Linked DNA regions of Homo sapiens: region 1 is linked to region 2. Evidence: chromatin contacts called from ENCODE Hi-C or POLR2A ChIA-PET data. All regions are on one chromosome and are shown on one strand. The core of a region is the stretch at or near the end of the contact, and the rest is flanking DNA. Distances in the headings are between cores, read along the strand shown.

What was found. Hi-C counts contacts between places; a loop is a spot of excess contacts on that map. ChIA-PET counts read pairs that join two places held with the same protein, here RNA polymerase II (POLR2A). Pooled maps may share reads with other maps.
Region 1: a map of GM12878 shows a loop between it and region 2 (4-fold over the local background). The contact joins two enhancer-like sites. A Hi-C loop is called at or near these places in 2 of 168 maps with a recorded cell type or tissue (Calu3 and GM12878) and 6 of 50 pooled maps. POLR2A ChIA-PET finds 5 or more read pairs at or near these places in 2 of 52 experiments (activated B cell and activated CD8-positive, alpha-beta T cell).

What each region holds. Positions count from the first base shown.
Region 1 is chr6:154,947,332-154,952,607 of GRCh38, reverse strand. No RefSeq gene overlaps it. Among named protein-coding and RNA genes, the nearest start is that of TIAM2, 45 kb to the left of the region's middle. RefSeq lists an enhancer at 748-1,248. Within about 2 kb of position 1,412, at least 4 of the 41 ENCODE cell types and tissues checked have a DNase peak (open chromatin) inside an H3K27ac peak, as active enhancers do.
Region 2 is chr6:155,168,182-155,174,223 of GRCh38, reverse strand. All of the region lies in intron 9 of TIAM2 (TIAM Rac1 associated GEF 2), which reads right to left. Among named protein-coding and RNA genes, the nearest start is that of CLDN20, 93 kb to the left of the region's middle. RefSeq lists enhancers at 2,368-2,427, 2,458-2,877, 2,918-2,977. Within about 2 kb of position 2,908, at least 18 of the 41 ENCODE cell types and tissues checked have a DNase peak (open chromatin) inside an H3K27ac peak, as active enhancers do.

The sequences.
Region 1 (5,276 bases), core at 163-2,662, 220 kb after region 2:
AATCCCTTAAACCTAGGAGGCGGAGGTTGCAGTGAGCCGAGATCGCACCACTGCACTCCAGCCTGGGTGACAGAGTGAGACTTGGTCTCAAAAAAAAGGAAAAGAAAAGAAAACAAATTGTGTTGAAGTCCAGAAATGGGGCACTGGAGCGGGAGCCCAGAGCAGAAGCTATTGCCAGAGGTCACAAGGACAGAGACTAGAGGCAAATCTAAAGGATTTTCAAGGAAAAGCAGAACTTGGTGTCCCTTTCCAGGGGAAGAAGGATATGGAAGGGTCAAAGTTGGCTCTAGAGGTTGGAGGGCTGAAAGAGGTGCCCTCCTAACAGATACTAGGGTGAGGATTTGGGGCAGGACAGAAGGTGGGGGAGACAAGTTCACCGTTGGTCATGTTCAGTCTGAATAGATCCCCCAGGGTGCAATGTCCAGGCAGTAATTATAACTCAGAAGAGGAGTCAGGGCTGAAGATTCAAATCAGCAAGTCACCCTGGCTTGCAGTGACTTCTCTGAAAAGAGAAAATGCTTCACCAGAAGAACAGGGGAGAGCTCTTAGGTATGTCCCCAAAATCTGCTTGCTAGGATGGGATGAGTCACCCGGAAGGACCTGCCCAGGTGCTAAGGAAACTGGAAAGGGCTAGGTCAGGTGAGCCTGAGGGAACAGTTTCCTGAACGGGGGTGGAAGAGGAGGTCCACGGTGACAACTTTGGAAGGAAGGAAAAGGAGAAGGACCACGGAAAGACAAGGCGGTGTTTTTAAGGAAGTCATTCATGCATGGATGGTAGACAAGACGGCAGCAGAGCAGCTGGGGCAGATGCCAAACCACAGAGCACAGACAAAGAAGAAAGAAAATGTGAAAGAGCAGGAAGCAGTGGCTGCAGGTGACACTTCTGAGGAGGCCGTTTGGAAGCTACAGGAAGCAGTGGCTGGAGGTGACACTTCTGAGGAGGCCGTTTGGAAGCTACAGGAAGCAGTGGCTGGAGGTGACACTTCTGAGGAGGCCGTTTGGAAGCTACAGGAAGCAGTGGCTGGAGGTGACACTTCTGAGGAGGCTGTTTGGAAGCTACAGGAAGCAGTGGCTGGAGATGACACTTCTGAGGAGGTGGTTTGGAAGCTACAGGAAGCAGTGGGATAAAGGAGGGGGTGATCTTCATCCTGAGCATGCTTGCCAAACACACTCATGCCCATTGCACACGCTGAGATGTGCACCCAGCTCTCTTCTCCAGAGAGGTCCACATGGCACACATGTGAATGGCCCAAACTTCTGGACGTGTGGTCCTCTGTGCCCAAAGCCTCCGGGGTACCTAGGGAAACACGCTGGCTGCCTTATGAGCACGTGAAAGAAGCCCAGGTGCCAGACCTGAGCACTGAGCAGTTCTTGGCACTCATGCTGCTCATGGGGATTGTGTACAGAGAGCAGACTGGGCTGGAGGACCAGCAGGTGCACACAGAGGCCACCTCAAAGGGACATGGCAGCAGTACTGTGGGTCCCTTGCTCTCCCTATGAGTGAATGCAGCTTTGGGCAGCGTGACTGAGTCCACCCAAATCTAAGCACATCTGGTGAGATTGCTGGGGAGCCAGTCACGGAACACAGACTCTGACGTCTCCTGAGTCGGCAGAGATTCAGGCTCAGAAGCTCCATCCTCAGCACCCCCTTCACACTCTGGAGGAAGCTGGAGGAATCTTCTCCTACTGCTATCTTCACGTGGCATGGATACTGTAGAGGAGTAGGAATGGGGGTCCATGAAGGAATCTATTCTATCGCCAGAGCTTTGGAAGCCTTCAAATGGCCTACGAGCCTAGAGGCATCTGGAATCAAAGCAGTAATGACACCTTCCTGCCTTGGTGATTCTATTTAATGAAGAATAACTATAAAGAGAGCAAGATGGCCAAACAGAACCCTCCAGCTATCATCCCACCCTGTCCCCTCCAACCTCACCCCTCAAGAACACCAAATTGAACTATTATCCACAGAAGACAGCACCTTCAAAAGAACCAGAAAATAAGGTGAGCAATCACAGTACCTGGTTTTAACATCATATCAAGGAAGAGGCACTGAAGAGGGTGGGAAAGACAGCCTTGAATTGCTCACACTACCCTTCGCCCTTCCCCTAGGAGCGCAGCATGATGCAGAGAATCTGTGTCTTTGGAAGAGGGAGAGGGAAGTCATTATGGAGCTTTGCATTGCAACTCAGTGCTGCCCTGATACAGTGGAAAGCAACACAGGGCAGAATTAGGCTGGTGCCCATGGAGGGAGCATTTAGACCAGTCCTAGCTGGAGGAGAAGGGTTCGTCTTGGTAGTCAGAACCGGAGTTCTAGCAAGCCCTGCCACTGCAGGCTCAAGTGCTCTGGGGTACTAAATAAACTTGAAAGACAGTTTAGGCCACAAGGACCACAATTCCTGGGCAAGTCGCAGTACTGGGCCGACCTTGGAGCCAGTAGGCTTGGTGTGCATGCAACCCAGTGAAACACTAGCTGACATGGCCAAGGCCTGTCCCCCAACCCCAGGCAGCACAGCTCGCAATTCCAAGAGGAGAGGAAAGAGTAAAGAGGACTTAAAGAGGACTTTATCTTGCAACTTGAACACCAGCTTAGCCACAGTAAAATAAAGCACTAAAGTCCTGAAGCCCCCATTCGAGGCCATAGCTCCTGGGTGACATTTCTAGACCCACCCTGGGCCAGAAGGGAACCCACTGCCCTGAAGCAAAAGACAGTCCCAGAAGAATTCACCACCAGCCAACTAAAAAGCTCTTGGGCATTGAATAAATATCAGGTCACCACAGGCCTTGGGTGAGACCCAGTATTGTGCTGGCTTCAGGTGTGACCCAACACACTCTCAGCAGTGATGGCGATGTAAGTGCTTGTGCCACCCATCCCCCAAATCTAGACAGCTCAGCATGGAGAAAGTGATTCCATTTGTTTGGTGGAAAGTAAGAGAAGGGTACGAGAGACTCTGCCTGGTAATCCAGGGAATTCTCTTGGATCTTATCCAAGATCACCAAGGCAGTACCTCTACGGGTCTGCAAAAGTTACACCGTTACTGGGCTTGGGTTGCCTTGTAATGCACATATGACTGCAATGACCAAAGACTTAGATCACAACACTCAATTCCCTTTGAATATTTGGAAAGTTTTCTCAAGAAGCACGGGTACAAGGAAGTCCAAATTGTGAAGATTAGAATAAATACCTAAATCTTTAATATCTAGACATCAACAAACATCCACAAGTATCAGGACCATCCAGAAAAACATGACCTCACCAAATAACTAAATAAGACACCAGTGACCAATTCCAGAATGATAGAGATCTATGGCCTTTCAGACAGAGGATTCAAAATAGCTGTTTTGAGGAAACAGCAAAATCCAAGATAACACAGAGAAGGAATTCAGAATCCTATCAGATGAATTTAACAAAGAGATTGAAATAATTACAAAGAATCAAGCAGGAATTCTGGAGCTAAAATAAAAATTCAATGGACAAACTGAAGAATGCATCAGGCTCTCAACAGCAGAACTGATCAAGCAGAAGAAAGAATTAGTGAGCTTGAAAACGGACTATTTGAAAATACACAGAGGAGTCAAAAGAAAAAAGAATAAAAAATAATGGAGCACATCTACAGGATCTAGAAAATAGCCTCAAATGGGCAAATCAAAGACTTATTGGCCTTAAAGAGGAGGTAGAAGAGATAGAGAGACTGGGGTGGAAAGTTTACTTAGCAGGGTGTGGTGGCTCATGCCTGTAATCCCAGCACTTTGAGAGGACGAGGTGGGTAGATCACCTGAGGTTAGGAGTTCAAGACCAGTCTGATCAACATGGTGAAACCTCATCTCTACAAAAATACAAAAATTAGCCAGGCAAGATGGCGTGTGCCTGTAATCCCAGATACTCAGGAGGCTGAGGTGGGAGAATGACTTGAACCCGGGAGGTGGAGGTTGCAGTGAGCCAAGATGGCGCCATTGCACTCCAGCCTGGGTGACAGAGTGAGACTCAGTCTCAAAAAAAAAAAAAAAAAAAAAAAAAAAAGAAAAAAAAAGAAAGTGGGGCTAGGTGCGGTGGCTCACGCCTGTAATCCCAGCACTTTGGGAGGCTGAGGCGGGAGGATCGCCTGAGGTCAGAAGTTGGAGCCAGCCTGACCAACATGGAGAAACCCCGTCTCTACTAAAAACACAAAATTAGCCAGGCGTGGTGGCTCATGCCTGTAATCTCAGCTACTCGGGAGGCTGAGGCAGGAGAATCACTTGAACCCAGAAGGCAGAGGTCACAGTGAGCCGAGATTGCACCATTGCACTCCAGCCTCGGCAACAAGAGCAAAACTCTGTCTCAAAAAAAAAAAAAAAAAGAAAGAAAGAAAGTTTATTCAAAGAGATAATAACAGAGAACTTTCCAAACATGGAGAAAAATATCAATATTCAAGTACCAGATTACAGAACACCAAGAAGATTTAACCCAAAAAAGATGACCTCAAGACACTTAATAATCAAACTCCTAAAGGTCAAAGATAAAACAAAGTTCCTAAAAACAGCAAAAACAAACAAAAAAACAAAACAAAAAAGAACTCTAAGGGAGCTCTAACATGTCTGGCAGCAGTTTTCTTGGTGGAAACCTTACGAGCCAGGAGAGAGTGGCATGACACATTTAAAGTATTGAAGGAGAAAACTTTTATCCTAGCATATTATATCCAGTGAAAATATCTTTCTTTTCTTTTCTTTTTTTTGAGACAGGTTCTCACTCCATTGCCCAGACTGGAGTGCAGTGGCACGATCTCAGCTCACTGCAACTTCCACCTCCCAGGCTCAAGTGATTCTCCTGCCTCAGCCTCCCGAGTAGCTGTGATTACAGGTGTGCGCCATTACCACCCGGCTAATTTTTGTATTTTTAGTAGAGACAGGGTTTCACCATGTTGGCCAGGCTGGTCTTGAACTCCTGACCTCAAACGATCCACCTGCCTTGGCGTCCCAAAGTGCTGGGATTACAGGTGTGAGCCACAGTGCCCTGCCAAAACAATCTTTCAAACGTGAAGGAGAAATAAAGACATTGCCAAACAAAAGCAGAGAGATTTCGTCAACGCCACATCTGTCCTGCAAAACATGCTAAGGTGAGTTCTTCAATCTAAAGCGGGTGTTAATAAGCAGTAAGAAATCATCTGAAGGCATAAAACTCACTGGTAACAGTGAGTACACAGAAAAATACAGAATATTATAACATAATTATAACGTAATTGTGGTATGTAAACTACTCATATCTTGAAAAGGAAGACTAAAATATGAACCTATCAAAAATA
Region 2 (6,042 bases), core at 1,659-4,158:
AGTTTACACAACTAGTGCCTATGGTACTCCGGGGATCTGAAGGGTGGAAGTCTGGGATGAGCTGGTTCACACCACCACTATACTACACAGAATGCCCGCCTGGCAGTTAACTCCCTTTATATAAAATGGGTGCAACCCAAATCTCCTGATTACTTTCCATTATTCTAAGCCACACACCATGTTCCCATTGAACAGAATGGCTCAGGGAACATTCCCCAGAAGGGAGTGGCATGCTCCTGCTCCACACCGGTGCTCACTTCCATCTCCTCTCTCTGCTGTACCGTCCTTACAAGTAGAGTCAGTGCTGAAACCATATATACCCTCCAACCTGGTTTAAAATGCCCCTGTCTTATGAATTCTCTCCTATCTCTCCTTTCTCTGCCCTCAAGTCCTCTCACTTAGATGAGTTTACTCTCCTATGTCCCTGGTACAGCATTTGGCAAAGCCCAGCTCACAGGAGAGTCACTTCTAAGTCCCGCACCAGGAGAAGATGAATACCAGCAGAGGCTTTGTCTTCTGCATCCTCATTCTCCCTCAGCCATTAACACAGTGCGTCCCACACCCAGGACACACCCAAAACTTCAGTGCTGAGCTGGATACAACTAGAAATTCACAGTCATATTACAGGCAGAAGGGTAAACGCTGTCCGTTTTCAGTATCTTACTCAAATCTGTTGACATAGTGTCAAGTTCTTAATGCTCTCTGGAAGCTTCGAGAAGAAAAATTAACAGATTATTGAAGGAGAATAAGTTCTGGACAAGAGAAAAGTGTGCAGATAGATGGAAGGATGGAAGGACAAAAGAAATAATCCTATTAAAATCCATTAAACAAGGTGCTGTGCTACAACTGCTCTGAGCAATGGTTTTCTGAGTCTACACTGTTGACCCAAGATCTAGTGAACCATAGAAGAGAAGACGCCTATCAAAGCCAAGGCCATCAAAGAGTAAGACCCTCTCAAGAGAGTCCCTCAATGAAAAGTTAAATGTAATTTTTGGTGTGTGTTAGGCAGACAGACAGACAGACACACACACACACACACACACACACACACACAACCCTCACAAATGTATACAGTTCAAGAAAAGTAAAACCTGGTTATTCAAAGGAAGCACCAAGAATTTAAAATTAATTTATTAAAACTAGAAAAAGAAAAAGCTACTTGGTGCTTACAGATCTCTTAGGTTGTTGTAAGCTTTGCCCATTTGGAGGGAAAGTTGGATTAATTCTCTGAAGGAAGGTCAATGCTATCCAAGTTGAAAATACACATGCTTTAGTTTCAGGAAGCCAGATGAAATATTCTCCAATATTCTTTTCATAAAAAGAAGAGAGAATCCTAAAAATAAGCATTAAAAATGGAGCCATCTGGAAAACTCTTTTTCCAGGTTACCCATGTCAAAGATGCTGCTATGTTAAATTAACCTTTTTAACCACCCAGAATTCCACGGTTGGCTACCTTTGCCAGGACTGTTACGCACCTACCACGCCTCCTACTCTACTTCCTCCCATCAAAGAAAAAAAAAAAAAAAAAAAAAAAAAATATATATATATATATATATATATATATATATATATATATATATATTTCCAACTAGCCTCTTCAAGGTTTCCTGGTCCTGAGAATGCAAATGGAGACAGAAAAAATACAATAATAGCAAGGCAATCCAGGTCAAATCTCAGCCTTGTTAGGGGCTGTTATCTAGTGCCTCTGCACTTCTGTTCCTTCACCTTCAAAAGAGGTTAAAAACGCCAGCCTCGTGGGGTGGTTAGGAGACTGATGGGAGGAATTGCATTTGAAAGACATAAATTGTAAAGATTTTTTTTGGAAGCTGAGGCTGGATCAGGGCATTATACTGTACTGGGAGTAGCTACTGCATTTCAGCGATGGCCACTATAAAGAACTTCCTGAGAATCATCCTTTGTTCCAAAGCCCTGGGCCACTGTTCTGGCCACTGCTGCTCAGATCACCTTGCAGTCAGCTCCAACTGGCCATCACGACACGGGAACATCACTGGGCTGCAGCCACAGTCACTCCAGACTGACTAGTGAACGTCTGCAAATCACTTTAGCTCTCCTTGGAGGGCATTCCACAGAAGTATTTATTATTATTATTATTACATCAATGGTCCTGAAACCACATGTCAAATTACTTATGCTCAGTATGCAGCAAGGAGAAAAAATTGAAACTCCGTGTGTTCTCACAGCAGATGCTTTTGGATCAAATGGCTTGTAATTACTACTTGGATCACTGAAGGGAAGTGAGTAGCAAAATCACAATCTGGCTGTCACAAATGGGCCCAAACCACCACAGTGGCTGATAAAAGGAAAGTCTATTTGCAAGGGAGATGAGGAGAAAACACAAAAGGGAGTTGCACGCTCCCAGTTTTCTTAACAACAGTAAAATGTCATAGAAGAGAAAGTGTTTATTTCCTTCTTGGACTGAGGCCCACACATCGGTTGATATGAAAGAAAAACAAAGATGGATCTAGCTAGCTCGCTAGCTGTATGCATATATATATGCTATGTAGGGTTGTGTATTAATATTCTCTCTAAACAGATTACCATACTGTGGTGAAGAGTAAGCTGTTTCATTCATATTTTCCATTTAAGAAAACAATATTAGGGGGTTTGTTTTGGTTTTGGGGTTTTTTGGGGTTTTTTAGGTTTTTTTTTCAGTTTACAGCTCATGACTAAGATGACAATACTGCATTCACTCACTGCCACAGAAAGTTGGAATACCCCAAGCCAATTTTCCAGAAGAAGGGGCCAAGGCCCAGGGGCTGTCACAATTTCTGCAATGAAGCTTCTGGGGTTGCCGCCATCTGAGCCTTAGTGGGGACTTTGTTGTCACAATCTCCATGACAAACACCTCCCTTCAAAGGCCGTGTAAGACTCACTATTACTCATCCAGACGTTCGTTATGAAAAGCTTTCATTTTTGGCAAGCCAAAGTGTCCTCTAAAAAAATGTTCAAGTAAGACTGGCTTTATTCCAGACTTAACAGATTTTGAATTAGGGTGACTCACTGTTGGGCTGTTATATGATGCATCAATTAGAGTGAAATAGTTTAAAATGCACACGGCCCCTCCCTCACAACAGCCTTTCTGTGTTATAGAAATGGGCGTAATGTACTTATTGTATAAAAATAGGTTTGTGCAGGTTACAAGTATTCTCCAAGAATGATTAGCAGATGAAAAGTAGCAAAATGAAATATTAATTATTTAGCCAGCTCAGGCAGAATTTTAAGTCCCAGAGATATAAAAAAACAAATTACACCCTTAGTTCTATCTGCCATTCTATCTGAATCTAGTTATCTGGGTACGATAGCACAGAAATTACAGAGGCTGCATTAAAATTGTCCTATAAATGAAAGGAATTTCTTCAGTATCCCTACATCACAAGTAATGCTTAGCTAAAACAAATAGGAGTAAAACAAATGCAGAAATCATAGTTTCTTCTCACTCCTTAGAGCATCGATGGGACCTGTTGATTTGAGCCCATCTTAAGCACTAAGCTTAAATTCTCACTGTAAGTGGCTACATCAGCAAAATTTATTTTCAAAGTCCAACATAAACTCTGTTAATAGGAAGTGTACTGATGCTATAGTTTCATAACTTTCTTTTTTCAGGGATGGGGTCTTACTCTGCCACCCAGGTCAGAGTGCAGTGGTGCGATCTTGGCTCACTGCAACCTCTGCCTCCCAGGCTCAAGCAATCCTCCCACCTCAGCCTCCGAGGAGCAAGCCACTACACTCGGATAATTTTTTGCATTTTTGATAGAGACAGGGTTTCACCATGTTGCCCAGGCTAGTCTCAAATGATCCACCTGACTCAGCCTCCCAAAATTCTGGGATTACAGGCACGAGCCACCATGCCAGGCCTCTTAACTTTCAAAGTAAGAATTTTACATTGTTATATAATGCTGGAAGAGATAGGACCCTAAAATTATGGGCCTTTATTACAAATCAGTCATCCTCAGCCATTAAATGACTACATCTAATAGAAATAGGGCATATATAAACTATATCGATTACAAGCTTTCCTGGGAGCCATGACATACGCACTTGACAGAGTGGCTAACAGTAAGAGATGGTAAGTGCAGAGTAAGAACTGGCTGGGTGCAGTGGCTCACGCCTGTAATCTCGGCACTTTGGGAGACTGAGGTGGGTGGATCGCGACGTCAGGAGTTCAAGACCAGCCTGGCCAACATAGTGAAACCCCATCTCTACTAAAAATACAAAAATTAGCCAGCCTTGGTGGCAGGTGCCTGTAATCCCAGCTACTCAGGAGGCTGAGGCAGAAGAACTGCTTCAACCTGGGAGGCAGAGGTTTCAGTGAGCCGAGATCACGCCACTGCACTCCAGCCTGGGCAACAGAGTGAGACTCCATCTGAAAAAAAAAAAATTATTTGGTGGAGGAGAAATTAAATAACACAGCTTCATGGGGATGTTGTGGGTTTGAAAAAGGCACTAGGAAGAGGCATAGGCACATCTGGGATTTCATGCTCTAGGATTTCATTCAGAAATCATTCTGAGGATTTGTTTGGTCAGAAGCAATTCTAGGGATGAGGAGACATTACTCAGGCTCCCCTTGACGGCGCCTGGAGAGACACAGCATAGAATGTACTATCTATGTGAAGATCCCTGACAACCCTGAGAGGAAAATGCAATTTTGTATTCACTGAACTCTCAAACGAAGGTAAGTACTGCTGAGGAATAGAGATGTATAAATCAAAGATATTATTATGACTTCAGTCTAGTCATGTCACTAATTTTAAAATGGAGTTAACATGAGGTTAGATACCTCCAAAATGCTTGGCATTCAAGACTATCTCTTTAGAGAATACCTACTGGGACCATTTTAATTATAAATCTATTTTCAAGGAGTTCATGTAAAGATTCTGAACCAGCATTCCTCGCTTAAGTTAGCATTTGTGGCCGGGTGCTGTGGCTCACCCTGTCATCCCAGCACTTTGGGAGGCCGAGGTGGGTGGATCACAAGGTCAGGAGATCGAGACCATCGTGGCTAACACGGTGAAACCCCATGTCTACTAAAAACACAAAAAATTAGCCGGGCGTGGTGGCGGGCGCCTGTAGTCCCAGCTACTCGGGAGGCTGAGGCAGGAGAATGGCATGAACCCGGGAGGCGAAGCTTGCAGTGAGCCAAGATCGTGCCACTGCACTCCAGCCTGGGCAACAGAGCCAGACTCCGTCTCAAAAACAAAAACAAAAACAAACAAAAAAAAACAGAAAAAGTTAGCATTTGTGTCATTCATGTAAAACAAGATGGCGGCCATCTATAGCAAAGTTTACCTCACTGGAGTTACTGGAGTTTTGAGGTAGCTGAGTTCCAGAAAATCCATGGCTGCCACTTGAATCAAATATCTGACAGATGGGGGAGGAAAAAGACTAATGAAATGGCCCTGTAATATTCATCTGCCAGCTACCCTTTTTCATTATTTAAAAACTAAAGTTCTATAACATTTTAGAAGAGCTTCATATCACAATTTGTATCATTATTCTAATACACTTAAAGTTTTTATTTCCCGCATAGTTACGTTTTACTTTTTTATGTCATCTATTATTTAAGTCGGCCTGTAATCCCAGCACTTTGGGAGGCTGAGGTGGGTAGATCACCTGAGGTCAGGAGTTCAAGACCAGCCTGGCCAAAAGAGTGAAACCTCATCTCCATTAAAAATACAAAAATTAGCCAGATGTGGTGGCACCCGCCTGTGGTCCCAGCTACTCAGGAGGCTGAGGCAGAGAATCACTTGAACCCGGGAGGCGGAGGGTGCAGTGAGCTGAGATCATGCCACTGCACTGCAGCCTGGGCAACAGCACGAGACTGTATCAAATAAATAAATAAATAAATAAATAAATTCATTCTTGATATGCTTTTAACCAAAAAGTACATGTTTCTGAAGGTGTGAAACAGAACCAACAAAATCAAGCTCATACCTACTTTTTTTAATGTGCACAGAATAAATCTTGGAAGAAAATATAGCTAAATGTTAAAAGTGGTTTGTTTGGGTAGAAGAATTAAAAACA